Regions from separate parts of the Homo sapiens genome. Here regions 2, 3, 4, 5 and 6 are each linked to region 1. The links are chromatin contacts, found by Hi-C or POLR2A ChIA-PET in ENCODE. All regions are on one chromosome and are shown on one strand. Each heading gives the region's core, a stretch centred on a gene start or an enhancer-like site at or near the end of the contact. The rest is flanking DNA. Distances are from core to core; before and after follow the strand shown. Region 1 holds the start of ASXL1 (ASXL transcriptional regulator 1). Region 2 holds the start of E2F1 (E2F transcription factor 1). Region 3 holds the start of PXMP4 (peroxisomal membrane protein 4). Region 4 holds the start of CBFA2T2 (CBFA2/RUNX1 partner transcriptional co-repressor 2). Region 5 overlaps CBFA2T2 (CBFA2/RUNX1 partner transcriptional co-repressor 2). Region 6 holds the start of CHMP4B (charged multivesicular body protein 4B).

Evidence for each region. A loop is a pair of places that touch in the nucleus more often than their neighbours do. ChIA-PET counts read pairs that join two places held with the same protein, here RNA polymerase II (POLR2A). Pooled maps may share reads with other maps.
Region 2: a map of dorsolateral prefrontal cortex shows a loop between it and region 1 (5-fold over the local background). The contact joins the promoter of E2F1 here to the promoter of ASXL1 in region 1. A Hi-C loop is called at or near these places in 1 of 168 maps with a recorded cell type or tissue (dorsolateral prefrontal cortex), 1 of 37 single-sample maps with no recorded cell type and 9 of 50 pooled maps.
Region 3: a pooled map shows a loop between it and region 1 (15-fold over the local background). The contact joins the promoter of PXMP4 here to the promoter of ASXL1 in region 1. A Hi-C loop is called at or near these places in 6 of 50 pooled maps. POLR2A ChIA-PET finds 5 or more read pairs at or near these places in 2 of 52 experiments (IMR-90 and activated naive CD8-positive, alpha-beta T cell).
Region 4: a pooled map shows a loop between it and region 1 (21-fold over the local background). The contact joins the promoter of CBFA2T2 here to the promoter of ASXL1 in region 1. A Hi-C loop is called at or near these places in 1 of 37 single-sample maps with no recorded cell type and 6 of 50 pooled maps. POLR2A ChIA-PET finds 5 or more read pairs at or near these places in 1 of 52 experiments (MCF 10A).
Region 5: a pooled map shows a loop between it and region 1 (6-fold over the local background). The contact joins the enhancer-like site here to the promoter of ASXL1 in region 1. A Hi-C loop is called at or near these places in 2 of 50 pooled maps.
Region 6: a map of gastrocnemius medialis shows a loop between it and region 1 (11-fold over the local background). The contact joins the promoter of CHMP4B here to the promoter of ASXL1 in region 1. A Hi-C loop is called at or near these places in 2 of 168 maps with a recorded cell type or tissue (gastrocnemius medialis and naive thymus-derived CD4-positive, alpha-beta T cell) and 12 of 50 pooled maps.

Annotation. Positions count from the first base shown.
Region 1 is chr20:32,356,336-32,360,283 of GRCh38, reverse strand. ASXL1 (ASXL transcriptional regulator 1) reads right to left here and starts at 1,953. Exons shown (of 13, transcript NM_015338.6): 1 at 1,452-1,953. The coding sequence starts at 1,508. RefSeq lists silencers at 1,254-1,413, 1,654-1,703.
Region 2 is chr20:33,684,629-33,688,576 of GRCh38, reverse strand. It overlaps E2F1 (E2F transcription factor 1), which reads left to right and starts at 2,192. Exons shown (of 7, transcript NM_005225.3): 1 at 2,192-2,573. The coding sequence starts at 2,313. RefSeq lists silencers at 1,853-2,352, 2,463-2,822.
Region 3 is chr20:33,718,498-33,722,689 of GRCh38, reverse strand. It overlaps PXMP4 (peroxisomal membrane protein 4), which reads left to right and starts at 2,380. Exons shown (of 4, transcript NM_007238.5): 1 at 2,380-2,595. The coding sequence starts at 2,483. RefSeq lists an enhancer at 2,784-2,833.
Region 4 is chr20:33,488,758-33,492,540 of GRCh38, reverse strand. It overlaps CBFA2T2 (CBFA2/RUNX1 partner transcriptional co-repressor 2), which reads right to left and starts at 2,445. Exons shown (of 11, transcript NM_001032999.3): 1 at 2,240-2,445. The coding sequence starts at 2,273. RefSeq lists silencers at 2,126-2,405, 2,416-2,635 and an enhancer at 2,730-3,278.
Region 5 is chr20:33,552,782-33,556,538 of GRCh38, reverse strand. The region is part of intron 1 of CBFA2T2 (CBFA2/RUNX1 partner transcriptional co-repressor 2); the gene reads right to left. Among named protein-coding and RNA genes, the nearest start is that of CBFA2T2, 65 kb to the right of the region's middle. RefSeq lists an enhancer at 1,200-1,359. Within about 2 kb of position 1,423, at least 13 of the 41 ENCODE cell types and tissues checked have a DNase peak (open chromatin) inside an H3K27ac peak, as active enhancers do.
Region 6 is chr20:33,809,534-33,813,198 of GRCh38, reverse strand. It overlaps CHMP4B (charged multivesicular body protein 4B), which reads right to left and starts at 1,851. Exons shown (of 5, transcript NM_176812.5): 1 at 1,541-1,851. The coding sequence starts at 1,730. ZNF341-AS1 (ZNF341 antisense RNA 1) reads left to right here and starts at 2,100. Exons shown (of 4, transcript NR_110623.1): 1 at 2,100-2,159. RefSeq lists enhancers at 558-627, 456-1,296, 2,063-2,142, 1,882-2,176 and a silencer at 1,723-2,002.

The DNA.
Region 1 (3,948 bases), core at 704-3,203:
AAACTGAAGCACAAAACTTCAGCATACAAACAATTGCTATTTTTGTTCCCTGGGCAACAAATGACTAGGGAAGAGGATAGCAAGCACCAATGAAAATTCTGTAGCCCAAATTCCTTCAGTTTTTATAAATCTGTAACTTTTACAGACTTCGAGAAAGAAAAAGGTGTACTTCAGGTTTGTGTCAACCCCCCCAATACAGTCTATTTTTTTTTTTTTTGCACAACACCTTTGAAGCAGAAAACTCACTTCAAAATAAGAGAGAAAATTAAGTCTGAGCTTCACTCATCATTAAAACTGAATTACAACCATTACATATAAACTACAGTGTCAAGAGACACTTATGCTATCCGCACCACAACCTCGCTGTGTGACAGATCTTAGGAACTGACATCTTAGTATAACCTGTTACTACTGGTATCAGCAGATAATTACCCGAATATGTCTCAAAGTGTCTGAGCTTTGTGGGAGTAATCCAAAAGGAAGCTATTTCACCTGCAAGTCCTCTGACGCTCTGAACACAAAATTCACAACCCCCATCGGTTGAACGAGACGGCTTCAAACACTCAAGTTACGCTCTCCCTTGCTAAATCCTCAGTGAACAACGTCTCCCAACAGAGATACTTTGTCTTTGTCCAACATACATTCTTTGCAAAGTGGATTCAGTTCTCCTCAAAATACCAATTTCCAGTCCAGCTTCTGAAGGCAAACAGCCCAGTCTGCGTTTCTCAAAGTGGGGTCCGTGAGCCACTGCGTTTGAATCACCTGGGAAGCTGGTGAAAGCGCAGATTCCCAGGCTCTATCCCAGACCCTGAGGCTCAGCAGGTCTTACGAAGGGCCCTAGGAGTAGCGTTCCTAACCGCCTCCCAGGTGTCGCCCACAGGACACTAAAGTTAGAGAACCGCTGCTCAGGGTTCAAGCTGGGAGTAAGCACTTGCTTCCCTCCACGCACCTGGTTTAGATTGGGAAAGCTCAACATGCCATTGGCGTCCTTGAATGTGGGGTCGCTTTTCCACCCCCGGAGTCAAAGGCACCACCCCATTACCCACCAGGAAGCGAGGGAGGAGCTTCCGACCCTTCCCGGAAACCCAACTCCCCCGGGTGAATGAACGAAGCTGCCCCAGACCCCCAGACGCTGCCAAATAGTGGGGGAGGGGACGCGGGACCCCGCTGCCCAGAGTGGGAGGAGCCGGCCTGCCAGCTCGCCCCTCCGCCGGAATTTAGCTGCGCGGGGCGGGGGGGGCGCGAGGGCGAGCGGAAAAAGGCGCCACATCCCATCCCGGCGGAGCGCTCCCCACCCCTCGCCTTGCGGGGCTGTCCCGTTCTTAAAGGAAGATGGCCCCGCCCCCTCCCGCGGTGGGCAGGGCCTTGCCCCTCCCCCCCCAGTGGGGGGGTGCGCGGCGAGCCCCCCCCACCCCGGGCCCCACGGAGCCCCCCTCGGCTGTCCGCCTCACCAGGCGCGCGGCCTCGGCCCACGTGCGCTCCTTCTTCTTCTTCTGTTTGTCCTTCATCCTTCTCCCCGGCGGCGGCGGCAGCTCCACGCGGGACCTCCGGGCTGGGCGGGCTGGGGCGGTGGCGCGGGGCTGGGGCGGCGGCGGCGGTGGGGGGGGCGCGTGGCAGCGGCGGCGCGCGAGGTCTCGGGTGCGGCCGGGGAGAAGGGGCGGGCACGCGGGGACCGGCTGGCGCGAGAGCGGCGGTGGGGGAGGGGCGGCGGCGGCTCCACGCGCCCGCGCTGCGTCAGTCGCCCACGGCGGCAGCGGCGGCTGCCCCGCGATCGCTAAGGAATGCGGCGGCTCCGCATAACCACGGGGTCAGAGGTCACGGCTCCGGCCTCCGCTTTCCCGCTCTGCTGAGGGACTGAGACAGGACCGACGGCGGGGCGGGAGGGCGAGACGCGGCTTTCCCTTCGGCGCCCGGGTGCGTGCGTGTCTGCCGTGGGTGTGTGTGAGTGTGTGTGAAGAGTGAGGAGGGGGAGTGTGGGGTTTTTTTTTTTTGAACAAAAACAAACCGAAAGGGCGCCTGGGAGTCGTAGTCCCAACGGCCTCTCTGGCCTCCCCCGCTCCGGAAGAATATGGCCGCGTGAAGCGCGTGGACCACACTTCCCGGCGTGCCCGGCGGCCCCCTTCCGCTCTCCCTCTCGCGTCCTCCGCCTAGCACCGACCTCAGCTAGGAACGGGGACGGGTCGCTGTTCGGGGAAGGGGCTGGGTGGAGTCTCGCGAGGTGCGAGAACTGGCTGGGGGCCTGCGGGATTCTGGGAGGCGATGCTGGGAAGGGGCGGTGGCTGGGCTCCCCCGGCCACCCTTAACCCCTTCGGTGCTTTTTGCTTCAGGACCTCCTGGCGGGTGCGGGTGGGGAGTGAGGATGGGGAGCTCGACTCGCAGTTCCCACTTCGTGCTTCTCCTCGCCTAAACGGTTCTTACCTACACTTCTCGTAGGGGACGAGAGGCAGGACTTTCCCTTTTGGTCACCTCTAAATGACTCACTGCCACATAATAATGAGACAAAAAGACCCTCATACCAGTAAAACGGTTATTCCACGGCTGATGGACTTAGACGGTTCTTCATTTCTTCCTGTGCTTTCAGGCCGCTGTGTATTTGCAGAGCCTGCACCAGCAGCCTAGAGCGTTCTTAGGAACTTGGTGATATGTTGACGGGTCGTGTAAAGAACTTGGACTCTGGGGCCATACTGACCAGAATGCACCTGAGGGCGTTTTTAGAGGCAGTACCCTGGAGAGAATTCAGGCCCTGGAGTCCAGCGGACCTAGACTGGAATCTTGGCTGAGTCACTCCCTGGCTGTCCACTCAACCTCTCTGAGCCTCAGTTTTCTGATCTGCATTTGTCTTGTATTTCATGGCATTATTGGAATTAAAATTAACATACAATTCTTGACAGATTGGAAGAGGATGTGAAGGGAGATCTTGACATTATCAGGTCCGTATGATATGGCGCCTGGCATAGAGCAAATGTTTAATAAATGGTAGCTGTTATTACCAGCTGAGAAACAATAGGCAATATACTTAGCCTCTCTGAGCCTTAGTTTTAGAACCTGAAATGAAATTCAGAGCGCCCAGCACATAGGTTTTCTGTAACTATAGGTTCAGTCGTTGTCCAGAAACATTTCTAGAGTCCGTCCGGAGTTGGATTGATGCCAGCTCTTAAAAACTATGAAGGCAGGATCAGTGGCCACATTTAAACGGTTTCCCTGGGTGAGGAAACACACTCTCCACTCCCTAATGTTAACACGTAGCGAGAGCCAGTATTGATAGGAGACCATTATGGTGTAGCCCAAACTCTAACGCCAAGGGGTTCAGTGTTTTCTGCTTCTAATACTGGTCACAGAAAACTTGTGAGTCCGGTAAGCAAAATCCTACAAAGGGAAAAGACTGCAAGTTAGAATAAGACACCTCTTAAAAATCTCTCTAGCTTTACCCTGAGAGAAAGGAGGAACTACTGTCCCTCAAAAAACTGTTTGCCTTGATTTTTTACAAAGGATTTTTAACTTCTTTTTTTTCAATCTACGGCTGATACAGTACTCTTTGGCAAGTCATTTGGCTTCTTTCCGATGTCTTCTGAAGTAGCTTTACTGCCCTCTGACCTACAGGGAATAACTGAAATTTACATGTTTAATACAGGTACTGTGGTAGACAGAATAATGTCTTCCCCGCTTGCCCAAAACTGTCCAAGTCCTAGTCCCTGGAACCTGTGAATATGTTGCTTTTTTATTTATTTATTTATTTATTTTTTGAGACAGAGTCTCGCTGTGTTACCCAGGCTGGAGTGCAGTGGCGTGATCTTGGCTAACTGCAACCTCCGCCTCCTGGGTTCATGCGATCCTCCTGCCTCAGCCTCCCAAGTAGCTGAGATTACAGGCATGCGCTACCATGCCCAGCTAATTTTTGTATCTTTAGTAGTGACTGGGTTTCTCCATGTTGGCCAGGCTGGTCTTGAA
Region 2 (3,948 bases), core at 943-3,442, 1.3 Mb before region 1:
TCTGCCAGCACCTGCGTTGGTTGTTTAGAATGGGACCTACCCCTCAGCTTCTTTATGGAGAGGGGATGGGGAAGGGGGACAGGCAGACCTCAGGGCTGGGAATGCAGTGTAGGCCCAATTTGGTCACTGGTTGGCTTCACAGTTACTTTCTCCTGAAAGGGCCTCAGTTTTCCTATCCATACAGCAAGAGGCTTATGTGGTCTCTGTGGTCCCTTCTAGCTATGATACATTCTAGGATTTGCAATGAGTAATTTCAGAAACTACTCATTGGAGGGGAAAACAACTCCTGATTTCCTAAACCACCTCATAGTTTGTAAAACACTTTCCAATTCCTTATGCTTTTCATTCTCCTGGCAACCCTGGAAGGGGCCAGGGCAAGGTCTGTGTGCCCATTTGAAACTAAGGGTGAGAAGCATCCTCAGGAGCTGTGATTTGAGGCTGCACCACTCATTTTGATTATGCTGGTACACCAGTTTGCTTTCAAATGTGAGTATGCATAAAAATAACCTGGAAGCTTGGTGAGGTGGCAGTCACCTGGAGTACCAGCTATGCTGGAGGCTGAGGCGGGAGGATCTCTTGAGCCCAGGGGTTTGAGACTACCCTGGGCAACATAGTGAGACCTCGTCTATATAAAATAAATAGGAAAAAAAAAATAAGATACTGGCTTTTCTAATTCCCTAAGTGTCAAAAAAAAAAAAAGAAAAAGAATAACAAATATCACCTGGAAAGGGGACATGGCATTGTTAAAATGCAGATTCTTGGGCACCTAGAGATTTTAAATTGGCAGGGCCAGGGTGGGCCCAAAATTAGCAAGTGACCACGTGGTTCTGAAGCCAGTGGCCTAAGGACCACCCTTGCAGAACCGTGGTCTCCTTGTCACAGTCTAGGCAGCCTCTGGCTTAGCCTCTGTTTCTTTCATAACCTTTCTCAGCGCCTGCTCTGGGCCAGACCAGTGTTGGGAGGAGTCGCTACTGAGCTCCTAGATTGGCAGGGGAGGCAGATGGAGAAAAGGAGTGTGTGTGGTCAGCATTGGAGCAGAGGCAGCAGTGGGCAATAGAGGAAGTGAGTAAATCCTTGGGAGGGCTCCCTAGAAGTGATGTGTTTTCTTTTTTTGTTTTAGAGACAGGATCTCGCTCTGTCGCCCAGGCTGGTGTGCAGTGGCATGATCATAGCTCACTGCAGCCTCGACTTCTCGGGCTCAAGCAATCCTCCCACCTCAGCCTCCCAAGTAGCTGGGACTACGGGCACACGCCACCATGCCTGGCTAATTTTTGTATTTTTTGTAGAGATGGGTCTTCACCATGTTGATCAGGCTGGTCTCGAACTCCTGGGCTCATGCGATCCACCCCGCCAGCTGATTACAGGGATTCCGGTGGTGAGCCACCGCGCCCAGACGCCACTTCATCGTATTGTAAACGTCTGTTACCTTTCTGTTCCCCTGTCTACTGGACTGTGAGCTCCTTAGGGCCACGAATTGAGGATGGGGCACAGAGCAAGCTCTCCAAACGTTTGTTGAATGAGTGAGGGAATGAATGAGTTCAAGCAGATGCTATACGTTGGCTGTTGGAGATTTTGGCTAAAATGGGACTTGCAGGAAAGCCCGACGTCCCCCTCGCCATTTCCAGGCACCGCTCTTCAGCTTGGGCTCTGGGTGAGCGGGATAGGGCTGGGTGCAGGATTAGGATAATGTCATGGGTGAGGCAAGTTGAGGATGGAAGAGGTGGCTGATGGCTGGGCTGTGGAACTGATGATCCTGAAAAGAAGAGGGGACAGTCTCTGGAAATCTAAGCTGAGGCTGTTGGGGGCTACAGGTTGAGGGTCACGTGCAGAAGAGAGGCTCTGTTCTGAACCTGCACTATAGAAAGGTCAGTGGGATGCGGGAGCGTCGGGGCGGGGCGGGGCCTATGTTCCGGTGTCCCCACGCCTCCAGCAGGGGACGCCCGGGCTGGGGGCGGGGAGTCACACCGCGCCTGGTACCATCCGGACAAAGCCTGCGCGCGCCCCGCCCCGCCATTGGCCGTACCGCCCCGCGCCGCCGCCCCATCCCGCCCCTCGCCGCCGGGTCCGGCGCGTTAAAGCCAATAGGAACCGCCGCCGTTGTTCCCGTCACGGCCGGGGCAGCCAATTGTGGCGGCGCTCGGCGGCTCGTGGCTCTTTCGCGGCAAAAAGGATTTGGCGCGTAAAAGTGGCCGGGACTTTGCAGGCAGCGGCGGCCGGGGGCGGAGCGGGATCGAGCCCTCGCCGAGGCCTGCCGCCATGGGCCCGCGCCGCCGCCGCCGCCTGTCACCCGGGCCGCGCGGGCCGTGAGCGTCATGGCCTTGGCCGGGGCCCCTGCGGGCGGCCCATGCGCGCCGGCGCTGGAGGCCCTGCTCGGGGCCGGCGCGCTGCGGCTGCTCGACTCCTCGCAGATCGTCATCATCTCCGCCGCGCAGGACGCCAGCGCCCCGCCGGCTCCCACCGGCCCCGCGGCGCCCGCCGCCGGCCCCTGCGACCCTGACCTGCTGCTCTTCGCCACACCGCAGGCGCCCCGGCCCACACCCAGTGCGCCGCGGCCCGCGCTCGGCCGCCCGCCGGTACGGACCCCAGGGACGCCGCGCCGACAGCGCCGCCTGTGCCCCCCGCGCAGACCCGGGAGGGCGCCGTGTTTGGCCTGGAGGCGGCAGGGGGCGGGGGAGGGGTTGACTGAGGCGCCCAGGCTGGGCGGTGCAGAGCCGGGGTTGGGCCTCCGGGCCCCGCCCTGGGGTGCGGGGTGACCTCGGGCCGGTCCCTGTTTGCTGCTCTGTGCTCTGCGCCTCAGCTTCCTCACCGGAGCCTCCCCAGCGTCGGACTCAGTGATAATAATAGCCCACGTGTATTCAACTGGCGTTTACTGCATGCCAGGCCTTTGGGCGACTTCAAGCCAGCTAAAACTCACAACCCCGCTGTGAGCTGTGTTGTCACTGTGCCCATCTGACGGAGGAGGAACTGAGGCCCAGAGAGGGAAAGTGACTTGCCCCTGGTCACACGGCTGCAGGTGGTGGGGCTGGGATTTGAACTGAGGCCTGCTGGCTTCAGCTCAGAATTTGCATCTCGGTAGTGAGCACAGCTGCTAGGGGAAGTGAAGGCGGGGCGGAGGAAAGTCCTGGGGCCTAACCGTTGGTGAGCCATTGAGGAGACCCTCCTTCCTGCCTCGATGCTGACTGCCAGGTGCAGGCCTGGCCGGCCAGGCCTCTGGGGACAGCCCTCCTGGCTGGGAGGCCTTCTCTGCAGGGGCGGGGCAGCTGGACCAGCTGCTGATCCCCTCCCTCTGCCTGTCCTTCCATCTGCCACCCTCCACCCTCCCAGGCCCTGGTTGCCATGGAACCTCATTAATCAGGCAGGCCGACCCCTGAGTCTCTGTAGAAGGACTAGGTGGGCTGGGCCTCTGGGAGCTGGAGAGGAGGCCCCCAGTGCCAGGAGAGAAAATGTCTCAGGGAGATCCTTTAATAAAGCCCTCCCTGATCGCTGAGCTCAAGACGAATTCAGACTGGAGGGCCCAGAAGAGGCGGCTGAATTCCAGTGGGAGAAGGGATTGGAGGCGTAGAAGCCTGGAGCTGGGAACTGTGGGGCACAGGGCAGGGTGTGGAGACCAGTTTGACTGGCGCAGCCTATGGGTGAAGGTGGGGCTCTGGTGTGCAGGCGGGGTCTGGCCAGGCAGGATGGGGTCTCAGCAGGGAACTTGGAGCAAGTGGGAGGGGTGAGGCAGGACTCAGGACAAGGAGGTAGAAGCTGCCTAACTGCTGATGGGGGTGTGGGTGGCAGCTGGTCCCTGAGGCATCCTGAGGAGGCTCCCCCAACCCCCTTGGCCCCATGCCCAGTGCTGCCTTCCGGAATCACCACAATGCTAATAATAATAACAATAGCAGCCACCATTGTTTTGAGGATGTCTTGTGTGCCAGGCTCTGTGCCAAGCGCTTTACTTAATTAACT
Region 3 (4,192 bases), core at 1,131-3,630, 1.4 Mb before region 1:
GTGCCCGGCCACATTCCTCATACTTTTAAGCACTTCAGTTTGACACAGGGTCTCAGTCACCCAGGCTGGAGTCCAGTGGCGTGATCACCGCTCACCGCAGTGTTGACCTCTCCAGGCTCAGGTGATCCTCCCGCACCTGTAGTTGGGACTACAGGTGTGTGCCACCAGGCCTGGCTAATTTTTGTATTTTTAGTAGAGATGGGTTTTCGCCATGTTGCCCAGGCTGGTCTTGAACTCCTGGGCTCAAGAGATCCACCCACCTTGGCTTCCCAAAGTGCCGGGATTACAGGCGTGAGCTACCTACCGCACCTGGCAGAGCTTCAGTGTTTTTTTGTTTTTGTTTTTGTTTTTTAATTTTTTAGAGACGGGGTTTCACCATGTTGGTCAGGGGTGGTCTCGAACTCCTGGCTTCAAGTGATCCGCCCGCCTCGGCTTCCCAAAGTGCTGGGATTACAGGCATGAGCCACTGTGCCCAGCCAAGGAACTTCAGTGTTTTTAAGAGGATATTTTAATATATTATCTAACATAGTCATTATCTTCAGAGGAAGGATGAACTGAATAAAGTAGCCTACCATCACAAAAGAAAAATCCCGGACAACCCAGTTTCAGTGACAAAATAGGCCCAGCACAACTCCCTCCTTCATTGACCTCTGAAATTGTCCCCTGACACTGAGCAAATAACATCACTGGTAAATACCATATGGCCCAAGTACCAGGGGACACCCTCACAAGTCACAGCCACCACTCAGTGTGTAGCTGTTATTCAGTGACAACTCCACATAGTGACATCATATGTTAATGTCACCCATCAATGCTCTCAGAGATGACAACCCAAAACTATGTGTTGCTTAAACAAGCAAGTGTTGAGTACCCACCATGTGCCTAGTGTTGGGGTTACAGCAGAAAACAAGACAAATAAGATTTCTTCCTTCATAGAATTTACAGTTTGATAAGGGCAATGGACAATGAACACATAGTAAACAAGTCTAAAGTGTCAAAAGTTCTATAAAAAAAAAAAACACATAAGAACCAGGGTGGCCGGGCACGATGGCTCACATTTGTAATTCCAGCACTTTGGGAGGCCGAGGCGGGCGGATCACAAGGTCGGGAGTTTGGACTAGCCTGGCCAATATGGTGAAACCCCGTCTTTACTAAAAATACAAAAATTAGCCGGGCGTGGTGGCATGCACCTGTAGTCCTAGCTCCTCAGGAGGCTGAGGCAGAAGAATCCCTTGAACCTGGGAGGCAGAAGTTGAAGTGAGCTGAGATCACACTACTGCGCTCCAGCCTGGGTGATAGATCCGAGACTCAGTCTAAAAAAAAAAAAAAAAAAAAAAGAGCCAGGGTAATGAGTCAGAGTGGACAGTGCTACTTCAAATTGGATGTCTCAGAAAGTCTCTCTGATGAAGTGGCATTTGAGCTGAAACCTGAAGGATGAGAAGAAGCCCATCATGGGAAGAGCCCAGGATGGCGAATATCAAGCAGGGAACCAGCAAGTGCAAAGGCCCTGAGGTAGAAGGGTTCTTGGCCCAAGGAACAGAAAGGAGGCTGTTTGGCTGGGAAGCAGTGAGGTGGCAAGTGCTGGAACGTGGGGTCAGAGGGAGAGGCACGGACCAGATCACAGGAGGTCTTCTCTCTTGGGCCTTGGGGAGGAGTTTGGATTCTAAGAATAAGTGGACGCCGGCTGGGTTCACGCCTGTAATCCCAGCACTTTGGAAGGCCGAGGCAGGTGGATCACCTGAGGTCAGGAGAGCAGCCTGGCCAACATGGTGAAACCCCGTCTCTACTAAAAATACAAAAAAATTTGCCAGGCATGGTGGTGGGTGCCTGTAGTCCCAGCTACTCAGGAGGCTGAGGCAGGAGAACTGCTTGAACCCTGGGGGGTGGAGGTTGCAGTGAGCCGAGATCGCGCCACTGCACTCCAGCCTGGGTGACAGAGCGAGGCTGCATCTCAAAACATACATACGTACATGGAAGCCATTGAGGGGCCATGTGACTGACACTCTGGGAAGATCGCTATGGTAAAGGATATCCCAGTCAGAACTATCTCGCATAAAGATGGGGCCCTGCTCCTCCCTGTATCATCACCTGTCGCCCATCCCATCTCTAAGCAGGGCCACTCCTCATTCAGGAGCCCTCCTTCCAAGTACACGCCTCCTTCCAAACCCACTCGTGAACCCAACATGGCCCAAGGGAAAGTGCCTTCTGATTGGACAAATCGTGTGTGACCTTGGGCGGAGCCCACTGTGATTGGCTACAAGCTTTCCTTTCTCTTCCAGTCAGACAACTATTTCGATGAGTGCTATTGTCCCATGAGACAAGTACGCTCTCTGATTGGTCTTCCATGCATGAGTGACGCAGAAACAGCCTATAGACGCCACGAGTCGGCGGCGCTACCGAGGGGCTGTGGGCGCGCAGCTGGAACCTCCGGCTGTCAGTGCGCTTACAGTTCCTAACCCCGACCCTGCGCGCAGCCCGCACTATGGCAGCCCCGCCGCAGCTAAGGGCTCTGCTCGTAGTCGTCAACGCACTGCTGCGCAAGCGCCGCTACCACGCTGCGTTGGCCGTGCTTAAGGGCTTCCGGAACGGGGCTGTGTGAGTGGGGCCGTCGGGCCGGGCTGGGGCTGAGGGATGTCCTGCCTGGGGTCAGAGGCGCGAGTTCGAAGTCCGATGCCGCGGTGCTGTTTGCCCTGGAGCAGTCCTCGTGTGTCTCTAAGTCTCGGAGGTCACCATCTGTGCAATGGGAGCTGGATTTTGGCTTGCGCGCCTTCCCAGCTCTGAACTGGGGCTCCCACTGCACATTTTCTGGGTCTTCCAACCTTTGCAGCCTGGCCCTCTTGCTTTGACTCCTCCCATGCCAGCTTCTGTATCCCCTCATTTGGGTTCAGTTCACCTCACCTCTCTGTGTGCCTTTGGGCCTCAACGGCCCCATCTGCACAATGGGGAACTGGACTCTGGCCTCTAGCTGGCAGGCGGATGCCTCCTGTCTATTCTGTCCCCATGAAGCTTGCCCATGGGCTTGCATCCTGCTTCTCACTTCTCACCTGTAGGACTCCAGCGCTAAGTCCCGTTCGGCTCAGGGGGCTCCTGGGACGTGACAATGAATGTAAAAGAAGCTGCAACTATCCTGGCATCTTACCTGCAAGAGAGGTCTTGGGGTCATTGCCCTGGCTGGTGCCTAGAGGGGAGCTCAGTCTCCTTTAAACCTAGTGCATAACAGCCACCATTTATTGAGGGCCTACAGTGCCAGAACCGGGGACAAAGCAGAGAACAAACCAGAGAAAGTGGTTTGTGTCCCCCAGAATTGGCATCCTAGTGGCAACGTGGGATGGTGGGAAGGATGTGGATGCCTTGGCTTGAACCCTGGCCCCACCTACCCGTGTGATCTGGAGGAAGTCATTTAGCCTCTCTAAGCCTCAATATCTGTAAAATGGGCATGGTACTAGTACTTATACTATCAGGATTGAGTCAATATGTGTGAAATGCTTAGCACAGGCTGGCCACGGTGGCTCACACCTGTAATCCTAGCACTTTGGGAGGCCGAGGCAGGCGGATTATCTGAGGTCAGGAGTTCGAGACTAGCCTGGCCAACATGGCAAAACCCCGTTTCTACCAAAAATACAAAAATTAGCCGGGTGTAGTGTCACATGCCTGTAGTCCCGGCTACATGGGAGGCTGAGGCAGGAGAACCGCTTGAACCCAGGAGGTGGAGGTTGCAGTGAGCTGAGATTGTGCCACTGCACTCCAGCCTGGGTGACAGAGTGAAACTCCATCTCAAAAGGAAAAAAAAGAAAGTTTCATGAGGCCATAACTTTATCTATTTTGTTCCTTGGTGTATTACTAGCACCTGGTATTTAGTAGTTTCTGAAATATTTATTGAATGAATGAATAAGTGTGCAAGATCAGAATTGCCATTGTCCCCATTTTCCAGATGAAAAGGCTGTAGCTCAGAGGTAGACCCATTGCTCGTGGCCACAGCACTTGGTCACGGTTGGAGCCGGGATTCAAACCCAAGGATGCCTGGCACCAGTGCCAGGCTCTTGGCTCCCATGGACACTCAAGAGTCAGGTAGAACTGGTTCCCACTGGGTCTGGCCAAGGGCATATCCTTGATGTGCCCTGAGATAACATCAGTAACCCTTTTGCCAAGTTTTTTTTTTTTTTTTTTTTTTTTTTTTTTGAGATGGAGTGTC
Region 4 (3,783 bases), core at 1,196-3,695, 1.1 Mb before region 1:
TGTCTCAAAAAAAGGAAAAAAGAAAACAAAAATGTAGTTACGTAACAGAAGCAAAAGTTGTGCTTTTGGGCATATTTTAAACTAAATACTACACAAAAGAAATTTGGACACAATCTTTTTTTTTTAAGTGAAAGCAAGTTTATTATGGAAGTAAAGAAACAAAGGAAGACTACTTCATAGGCAGAAGAGCCCCCCAATTTTTTCAAATAAAAAGTCCTTTCTGGTCAGGCTTGGTGACTCACGCTCGTAATCCCAGCACTTTGGGAGGCTGAGGTGGGTGAATTACCTGAGGTCAGGGGTTCGAGACCAGCCTGACCAATATGGTGAAACCCTGTCTCTACTAAAAATATAAAAATTAAGGCCGGGCGCAGTGGCTCATGCCTCTAATCCCAGCACTTTGAGAGGCTGAGGCAGATGGATCCCCTGAGTTCAGGAGTTCACGACCAGCCTGGCCAACATGGTAAAACCGTCTCTACTAAAAATGCAAAAAATTAGTCAGGTGTGGTGGCAGGCGCCTGTAATCGCAGCTACTCTGGAGGCTGATGCAGGAGAATCGCTTGAACCTGGGGCGGGGGGAGGTTGCAGTGAGCCGATATTGTACTACTGCACTCCAGCCTGGGCAACAAGAACAAAACTCCGTCTCAAAAAAAATAATAAAATAAAATAAAATAATTGGCCGAGCGTGGTGGCATATGCCTGTAGTCCCAGCTACTCCGGAGGCTGAGACAGGAGAATAGCTTGAACCCAGGAGACGGAGGTTGCAGTGAGCCAAGATCACACCCCTGCACTCCAGTCTGGGCGACAGAGCAAGATTCCGTCTCAAAAAAAAAAAAGCCTTTCATTTTACAGAGATGCTGTACCTTTGCAAGCCTAAAAGAGTAATCACTATCCGCCTCTTTAGTTGGAAATTTCATGAGGAATGGATCAAACCATCAAAAGCAGTAACTGCAAGCTGGGTGTATCTACTTTTTCTATCTTCAATCCAACATTTAATGGGTGCAAAAAAAAAGAAGCGTAAAGCCTCCCTTTCACGTGTTTAAGGACATCAGCTCTGAGACTAGTACTCAGAGTACCTTCTGTTACTCAGTTTCATCCTCTGCAAAATGGGCATCCTCAAATAATGTCTTACTTAGGATGTCATCAAGATTAAACAATTAAAAAAACATGCAAAACATGTTTATCTGTTTCCTCATTTACTATGTCTCTCCCTCTCCTAACTAAACTCAAAACCCCAGTTCGGTCTATCTTGTTTATTGTATTCCCAGGGCCTGGAATGGTATTTTTAAACTTACTATATGATTTAATAAATATTAAGTGAATAGAATGCAAAATGTCTGGTGCTCAAAAAAATGTTGGCTATTATAATTACAATAATGAAAAACAATTAAAATTTTATTGTTCTTATTCAGAGAAGCCACCCCTCCCCCAAGGATCTCACACATCAAGGAGGAACACTAGATAAATACTGGAATGGCTAAATGGAAGTAAGAATAACAATTAGATCATGGAGCAGGACTAACAGACAACAAAACAAAATCTTAACACGGCTAGAGCCTAATTTCGGACTTTTCCGAGTGCGGTGCACACTGGATCAGATTAATAAAGGACGATTACAATAATGACAGTTTTCACAATTGTGTGTGTGCCACGGTCGGTGTCAAGCGTTTTACTGGCCTCACAAAACCCAAGAACCCTGGGGGAGGGAGGGAACCCGCTCCACATCCCCATTTTGCAGATGGGGGAACTGAGGCACCGGGAGAGCCAAGGTCACTACCTAAATGGGGAAGCCTGGATGTGAACCCAGGTAGCCAACTACTGAGCCTGCGCTCAAACAGGCCCTCCGAGGGGCCATTCTCATCTCCTCCAACCCTCAACATCGGGCGGGTGTAGTATTTCCCCAGGAGCCGGACTTCGTGGCCCCAGCGCTGGGACAACAAAATGATTCTTGCCCGCCGGCAAGTCCCATGGACGCCGGCCCGGCCTAAGTTCCGAGGCCGCGGGCCCCACAATTTCCCTCACACCGTGAGCCCCGAGCTCTTCGGGCGGCGCAGGAAGCGACGGGGTGGCCTCAGGAGCCCGGGAAGGCCCGCCCCGCTGCGTGACCTTGGATCCGCCGCCCCGCTTCGGGCCTCAGTTTCCACTCCCGGCCTCGCGCCCGGGGCACTCGGAATCACCGCGCCTGCGGAGCCGCAGGCCCTCACACGCCCCCCTCGGCCGCCCGCATTCACGCCCCACTTACGCTGGAAGGCGGCCGCTCCAGGGACGCCTACCATCGCCGAGCGCCGCCGCCGCGCGCCGCCCGCCTCTACCCGCGACACGGGTCCCTCGCAGGCGCCGCCCGCCTCGACCCGCGGCCCGGGTCCCTCGCAGGCGTCGCCGCGAGATCTGCAGCCGCCGAGCTAACCAGACACCACCACCGCTGCTGTCGCCGTCGCCGCCGCCGCCGCCGCCGTTAGGCCGCGCCCCGCCCCGCCCCCGGCTGGCCCCGCCCCGCCCGCCGGGCACGCCCCCGCCGCGCGCTCTCGCCGCCAGGCCAACGCACGCGGAAGCCCGGCCCCAAGACCAGCTCCCATTAAGCACCGCCCCCTAACCTGACCCGCCCCTTCCGCGGGAACCGACCGCCGAATCCCGGCGCAGCCTGCTTCTCAGACCTGCCCCCTCGGCGTCACGCGCGCCCGTCACGCGCACGGCCCACTTTCTAGCTCCAGACTTCCCGGTGTAGCCAGGGCAGTGGCCCAGGCTCGGGGGCCGAGTGCTAGGGGGAGGGATTACAACGAGTGGCAACGTCTCACCTGAGTTCTCCAGGTACAGGCCTGATGGCTTTTGCGCATGCCTTTGAGCGAGCCCCCTGGCTCAAAGTGTTTTTGGCCTGAAGTATTCTAAATGCCTAAAATTTCATCATCGTAATTTTAATAACTGTTGGCCGGGCGTGGTGGCCCACGCCTGTAATCCTAGTACTTTGGGAGGCCAAAGGAGAGTCACTTGAGCTCAGGAGTTTGAGACTAGCGTCTCTATTAAAAAAATAAATAAATAAAAATAAAAAATAGACCAGGCACGGTGGCTCAGGCCTATAATCCTAACACTTTGGGAGGCCGAGGAGGGTGGATTACCTGAGGTCAGAACTTCGAGGCTAGTCTGGCCAATGTGGCGAAACGCTGTCTCTACTAAAAATACAAAACTTAGAGCCGGGCGCAGTGGCTCAAGCCTGTAATCCTAGCACTTTGGGAGGCCGAGGCGGGAGGATCACGAGGTCAGGAGTTTGAAGACCAGTCTGGCCTATAAGGTGAAACCCTATCTCTACTAAAAAAATAAATAAATAAAAATACAAAAATTAGCCTGGTGCGGTGGCGCGTGCCTTTAGTCCCAGCTACTCGGGAGGCTGGGGCAGGAGAATCACTTGAATCCGGGAGGGGGAGGTTGCAGTGAGCCGAGATCGGAGCCATTGCACTCCAGCCTGAGCAAAAAGAGCAAAACTCCGTATCAAAAAAACAAAACAAGGCCAGGAGCTGTGGCTCACCCCTGTAATCCCAGCACTTTGGGACGCCGAAGCTGGCAGATCACAGCTCAGGATTTGGAGACCAGCCTGACCAACGTGGTGAAACCCCGTCTGTACTAAAAATACAAAAATTAGCTGGACTTGGTTTCACAAGCCTGTAATCCCAGCTAATCAGGAGGCTGAGACAGGAGAATTGCTTGAACCCCGGAGGCGGAGGTTGCACCGAGCCAAGATCACGACACTGCACTCCCACCTGGGTGACAGAGCGAGACTCCCTCTCAAAAAAC
Region 5 (3,757 bases), core at 174-2,673, 1.2 Mb before region 1:
AACAGGACAACTTCATCATCTCTAAATATACCCAACAAATTACTTATTAATCACAAAGAGGATAGTAATTTTTGCAGTGGAGTAACCTGGCAGACATGACCTTAATACAATGATTAACCAATCACTAATATTGAGACACACTGATTATGTGCCTCCTTAAATGAGGCATTAAGGAGAATACATCCCTTCTATAGTATTCCAGCCTGAAATTCGTAACATTAATGTAATCATAAGGTAACGGCAACGAAACCCAAACTAAGTACAGAACAACTGGTCTGTATTCAAAATTGGAATGGTCAAGAAAAGAAAAGTACCAGGAGGGGAGAAGAGGAGGCAGGCAGGCTGAAGAACTGTTTTAGAATAAGAAAAATTAAAGAGCCGCAGTGGCTCACATTTGTAATCCCAAAACTTTGGGAGGCCAAGGAAGGTGGCTTACTTAAGGTAAGGAGTTCGAGACCAGCCGGAGCAACGTAGTGAGACTCCATCTCTACAAAAAGTAAAAAAAATTAGCCAGGCATAATGGCATGTGCCTATATTCCCAAGTATTCAGGAGGCTGAGGTTGGGGGATTGCCTGAGTCCAGGAGGTCAAGGCTGCAGTGAGCCATTATTGCACCACTGCACCCTAGCCTGGGCACCAGAATGAGACCCTGTCTCTAAGAAAGAAGAAAAAAGGAAAGAGGAAAGGGGAAAGGCAAGGAAGAAAGAGACATGCCAGTTAAATTCAGTGTGTGATGACAGACTGAATTGGATTGAGGTATAAGAGCTATAAAAGACATTATTGAAATAATTTATAAAACCTGAATATAGTCTGTGAATCAGGTTAATAGTATGGTATCATTATTACATTTTCTGATTTTGATAATTGTACTGTGGTTATGTGTGGTTATGTAAGAAAATGCCTTTGATTTCAGGAAATATGCATTTAAGTATTTAGGGATAAAAGGGCATATTTCCACTTTCAGAGTGGTTCAGGAAAAAAACTGTACCTCCAAAATACACACAATGATAAAGCAATTGGAGTAAAATGTAAACAACTTATAGAAAGTTGCAAGAACTCCTAAGTATTTTACTGTATCAAAAACAAAACAAAACAAAAAACAGAAAACAAGTCCCATCCATGACAAAAAAGTGTGAAGACACTCTTGTGGGTATTAAGTGAACATGTGTGTCAGTCCATGATCTAATGATCCCATTCATGACGGTCTCTTCTTTGGTTTCTTACTCTGATGATGACAACTACATGCCATTTTAATGTTTTTTTTTTTTTAAATTGGGCAGCCATTAGGCTGAGACAGCTGGCTCCAGTGCCTAGTAAGCAAACTGAAGCCCAATGTAAACATAAAATGAAACTTAAGCTTAACCAATCAAAAACAAACCTCTAACTAGGGACTTTCCACTGGATCATATCCAAATAAGGCAAGTGCCTAGCTACAGCCAATCAAGTAATTCCTTTACTTTGCTACAGCGTTCAGCCTATAAAAGCCTGCTTCTAAAGCAGAGCTCTCTGAACTTCTTCCAGTTTTGAATGCTGCCTGAATCCTTTAATGCTCACCTAAATTCTGCTAAATGTCTGTCTAAAGTTTTTATTTAAACAATTCTGAACATTTTTAAGTTGTTATTTTTTCTTATGTAATATTCATTTTAATACCTATAATGGGTACTCTGACATTCAATCTAAATTAATAGAAAACAGAAAAATAATTCTACAAATACACTTGAGATGCAGACATCTGAGTTTGATTTATCAGATCAAATCTCTCATCTAGCACATAAAAATGATTCTAGACTTTCAAACAACGTTAAAAAAGAAAAACAGCCAGGCGCAGTGGCTCACACCTGTAACCCCAGCAATTTGGGAGGCTGAGATCACTCCACTGCACTCCAACCTGGACAACAAAAGCGAAACTCCATCTCAAAAAAAAAAAAAAAAAAAAAAAGAAAAGAAAAAGGAAAAGGAAAGAAAAGAAAAGAAAAGAAAAAAGAAAAATAGGCCGGGCGCAGTGGCTCACCCCTGTAACCCCAGCAATTTAGGAGGCTGAGGTGGGCAGATCACTTGAGGTCAGGAGTTCGAGAACAGCCTGGTCAACATGGTGAAACCCCGTCTCTACTAAAAATACAAAACCTAGCTGGGCCAGGTGGCACAAGCCTGTAATCCCACTCAGGAGACTGAGGCAGGAGAATCACTTGAACCCAGGAGGCGAAGGCTGCAGTGAGCTGAGATCATGCCTCTGCACTCCAGCTTGGGTGACAGAGCAACACTGTCTGAAAAAAAAAAAAAAAAAGAAAAAAGTAAGAAAAATAAACACTGGTGCTTATAGTGAATTTGCTTTTCATTGTAATAACTCCTTACTTGCACAGAAGTTCTGCAAACAGCAACCTGGAATGTTTCTTCATCTGTCACTTAAGAACAAAATAATATTATATGGTATTTCAAGCATCAGGTTGCAAAAATAGTCTTTTTTGAAAATGAAACGCATTGTAAAATTTCAATCTACATTTTAATCTATCCCAAAACCAAACCAATCTTTTTATTTTAACATCAATATCAAGAATCATGTTTTACTTAAATACAAATGTAAAGTTAACAAAAGCATATGCCTACTAGTAAACTGGAGAAACTAAAAATATATAATTAATATATTTAAGATTGTATTTTACATTACTTTAAGATCAGACTTTTTAAAAATCACCTCTTTAACATCTACCATACAAAAATAAAATCATTTTTCAAAAAACCCTAAGAGGGGATTTGCAAGATTGCATAACAAGGGCTTTCAAGTCCAACAAGATCAGGGGATGATGATTTATAGTAGAAGTCAGCAAACTTATAGCCTGCTTAGCGTTTTAGTAAACAAAGTTTCACTGGAAAAGGACCATGCCCATTCCTTTACATATTGTCTATCTATGGCTGCTTTCCTGCCGCATTAGCAGGGTTGGGACAGAGATCGTGTGGCCCACAAAGCCAAAAACGGTCACTATATGACCCTTTACAAAAAACTAAACTCTGGCTGGGCATGGTGGCTCACGCCTGTAATCCCAGCACTTTGGGAGGCTGAGGCTGGTAGATTACTTGAGGTCAGGAGTTCGAGACCAGCCTGACCAATATGGTGAAACCATGTCTCTACTAAAAATACACACAAAAAATTAGCCAGGCGTAGTGGCGTGCACCTGTAGTCCCAGCTACTCGGGAGGCTGAGACAGGAGAACTGCTTGAACCCGGGAGGTGGAGGCTGCAGTGAGCCAAGACTGTGCACCATTGCACTCCCGCCTGGGTAACAGAGTGAAACTCCCTCTAAAACAAAAAACATAAACTAAACTCTGATTTATAGCAACAACGTAGCTTTACAAAAAAAAGTTCTAATACTCAAACACCTACTGAGGTTACACTAAGTGCAGGAGACACAGTAAAGAAAAATAGTCTCTGCTCTCAGGGAGCTTACAGTCTATTGAGAAAAGTAATGTAATTATCATACAAACAAACATAATAATATATACTAAGTGCTATAAAGAAAAAAACCAGAACTATGAGCTTCACAGCAGGGACTAGAGTTAAGGGGTGTGCTATATAGACATAATCTCTGATGAAATGAAATTTGACAGAGGAGAAGTAGATCAGGTTAAAAAGGGGGATGGGGTGGAGATGAAGAATATTCAGAAGTATTTCAGGCAGAGGGAACAGAATAATATAGGAACCCTGAGATGGTAAAAGGTATGACTAGCAGAAAGAAGCAGGAGGAAGTCAGCATGTATGGACAG
Region 6 (3,665 bases), core at 602-3,101, 1.5 Mb before region 1:
TTCCCATGCTGCTTTCCACGCCCAGAAGGCTCCTCCCCCTTTTTTTTTTTTTTTTACAGAGCTGGTTCCTTCTCCAGACTCAGTTCAAACTTTACCTTTTCAAAGACGCCTTCCCTGACCATTCTATCCAAAGTGGCATCCCTCCCACTCCACCACTCCCTATCAGACCATCTTTTTGTGTGTTTAGTACTTATCACCCCCGGACAATATTTTCTTCATTTATTTTCCTGTTTCTGTCTTCTCTCCCATTAGGGTTGAGGCCGTGTTTTGTTCACCCCTATGAATACAGCGCATGCAGCAGGCACTAAAAAGAATTTCCAGAATATCTGTTGACTATCAGCAGAGAAGCATCCTCCAGATAGGCTATTTTGTTCTCCTATTAGAATGGAGAAAACATCGATTTAGCCCCTACTATGTGCTGAGCACTGTAAATCCATGATTTTCCTTTCAGAAAGGTAAATGAGCTCAAGGTCGCACTGCTAGTCACTAGCAGACTTCTGAGTGAATTACCTCAATCCTAAACCCCTCTCAAGGGGAAGGGATGTCGTTCTGTGATTCACTCTCACATGGCCATAACAAGAAAAAGCAAACATTTCTAAACTGCTTTACAGTTTTAAAGCATTTTCACATTCATCTCACTTAAGAAAAACACAAAGCACTTGGAATGCCCAGAAAGCCATACGACAACAGGAAGTAAAGTAAGCAGTGCCTCAAGATTCAATACTGGGGCCCTGAATCCTAGTAGTGGGGACTGGGGAGCAGTCGGGAGTCTCTATTTCTGGTTCAGACGGATGGGGAAGCGGTGAGTCATGGGGTGAAGGCTTGCGCCACGGGAAACTTTGGTAAGGTCAAGCTACGAGGCAACAAAAAGTGAATCACAACGCTGGAAAACACCTTAGGCCTCAACAGAGGCCGAACTCTGGCTGACGGATGGGGAAACTGAGGCCTCAAAGGGAAAGCAACTTGCTCAAGTTCACTCAGCAAGTGAATAGAGCAGGAATCGGGGGTCTCATCTCCCCCAGTCCCCTTTTCTCTCCAGCAAGGAGGCTTTTCAACGAGAATTCTGAGACAAGAGGACAGGGGAGAGGCCAAGGGGCAGCTCACAGATTCCACCGAGGAGTCGGGAGAGGGCACAGGTAGGACCAGGAAGCACAGAAATGCTAGGATGGGGGCAGAAATGAGCCGAGGAGGAGGCAGGGGCAGTAGCTAGGCAGGTGGGTGAGGCGAGAAGGAAAAGGCGGAAGAGAAAGGGACAGAGTGAGGGCGGAGGAAAGTGCTGTGAGATTGGGGTCTGAAGGGACCTGGCGGGGTGGAGAGAGGCTGAGGGGAGAGGGCAGAATAAGTCTGACGATGGAAAAGTCCAGGGATCGGGGAGACATTGAAGGGAGTCGGGGAGGGGGTCCCAGACCCGGCAAGAAGTCTGACCCGGAGAGTTCCAGGGTCAGACCAGACCCCGAGGCGAGTCTGATGAAGGTGAAGTCCGGGCCCGGGGAGCCTGGGGGGAGCCCGTGGCAAGTCTGAAGGGGCCGGGCAGCCTCACCGCGCTTGTTTTTGGTGCCGTGCTTCTTGGCGGCCGTCAGCTCCTGCTCGATTTTCTTCTCCAGGAACTCCTGTTTCTTGCTTAACATCTCTTCCGTGTCCCGCAGCCGCTGGATGGCCTCCTGGGGGGTCGGGCCGCCCTTGCCGGCCTTACCCCCTCCAGCCCCGAACAGCTTCCCGAACACCGACATGGTTGCTGCTCGCCGCGCCGGCCTTCGCCGCCCGCTCCGGCTCGGCTCGGCTCGGCTCGGCTCGGGTCGGCTCCGGCGCCCGCTCCCAGTCCCGCCGCTCCCTGCCGCCGCAGGCCTCTCCTCCGCCTCCGCCTCCGCCCCGCAGCTGGGCCCGGCCGCGCCACCTCCCACAGGCCCCCACGCCCGGCCCGGCAGGCGTCAGGGCAACGCGCCACTGACTACAACTCCCAGTGGGCAACGCGCCGGCCGCGCCTCAAATCTAATAGGGGGAAGCGTGCTGCATGCCGGGAAGCTATAGTCTTCCGGCTTCAGGCGCTCCCCGGCGCGTCTTTTGCTGTAGCTGGGGTCAAAGGGCGTGTGGCATTCTGGGAAATGTAGTCTCCTTGGCCTGCGCTCTGTAGGAGTGGCAGAACAGTAAGAGAAATGACAGTAAGTGTGCAACACTGCTCAAAAATTTATTGCTAGTATGGGATACTGCCATGCTTGAACTTCACATGTATATTCATGTGAAGTTGTCTTAAAAGCGTGAAGGCAACAGTTGTTTCCAATTTCAACCTGTCAATTCTGTGGTCACAGAAGCAAAGCAGTATCTTCTCCAGTTAAGTACGGTAGTGTCCCCCTTATCTGAGATTTTACTTTGAGTAGTTTCACTTGGCCAGCTAAGGTCTGACAGTATTAAATAGAAAATTCCAGAAATAAACAGTTCATAAGTTTTTAATTTCCATTGGCCTAATGAAATCTCGTGCTATCCTGTTCCATCCTACCTGCAATGTGAATCATCCCTTTGTCCAACATACCTCTACCATCTGTTAGTTACTTACCAGCTTAGGAGTTATCAGATGGACTGCCACGGTGTTGCAGTGCTTTGGTTCGAGTAACCCTCATTTTACTATATAATGGCCCCAAAGTGCAAGAGTAGTAATGCTGGCAGTTTGGATATGCCAAAATGAAGCTGTAAAGTGCTTCCTTTAAATGTAAATGTGGAAGTTCTGAGCTTAAGAAAAAAAATCGTATGCTGAGCTTACTGAGGTCTGCAGTAAGAACGAATCTTCTAGCCCTAGAATTGTGAAAGAGGAAAAAGAAATTCATGCTGGTTTTGCTGTCGTACCTCAAACTGCAAAAGTTACAGCCACAGTGTGTGATAAGTGCTTAGTTAAGATAGAAAAGGCATTAAGTTGTATCCTTACTTACAGGGGAAAAAAAGAAAATAAATTTTTTTACAAAAGAAAAGAAAAAGCATTAAGCTTATACGTGGAAGACACGAACAAAAAATGTGTTCCAACTGACAGCAACCTGTTACCCCCCAGAAAGCATTGAGCCTGTATAAAGGCTTCAGCAAGGAATCTCCTAAAACCAGTGGCACCAAGCCACTTACTGAAAGTAATGGATGGTTGCACTGACTTAGGAATAGGTTTAGACTGCAAAATATAAAAATTACTGGATGGGCTGGGCACAGTGGCTCACACCTGTAATCTCAGCACTCTGGCAGGCCTAGGCGGATGGATCACCTGAGGTCAGGAGTTTGAGACCAGCCTGGCCAACGTGGTGAAACCCCATCTCTACTAAAAATAAAAAATAAAAATAAAAAAATTAGCTGGGCGTGGTGGCGCACGCCTGTAATCCCAGCTACTTGGGAGGCTGAGGCAGGAGAATCACTTGAACCTGAGAGGCAGAGGTTGCAGTAAACTGAAATCGTGCTATTGCACTCCAGCCTGGGCGAAAAGAGCAAAATTCTGTCTCAAAAAGAAAAAAAAAATTACTGGAGCCGGGCGCGGTGGCTCACGCCTGTAATCCCAGCACTTTGGGAGGCCAAGGCGGGCGGATCACGAGGTCAGGAGATCGAGACCATCCTGGCTAACAAGGTGAAACCCCGTCTCTACTAAAAATACAAAAAATTAGCCTGGCATGGTGGCGGCGGGTGCCTGTAGTCCCAGC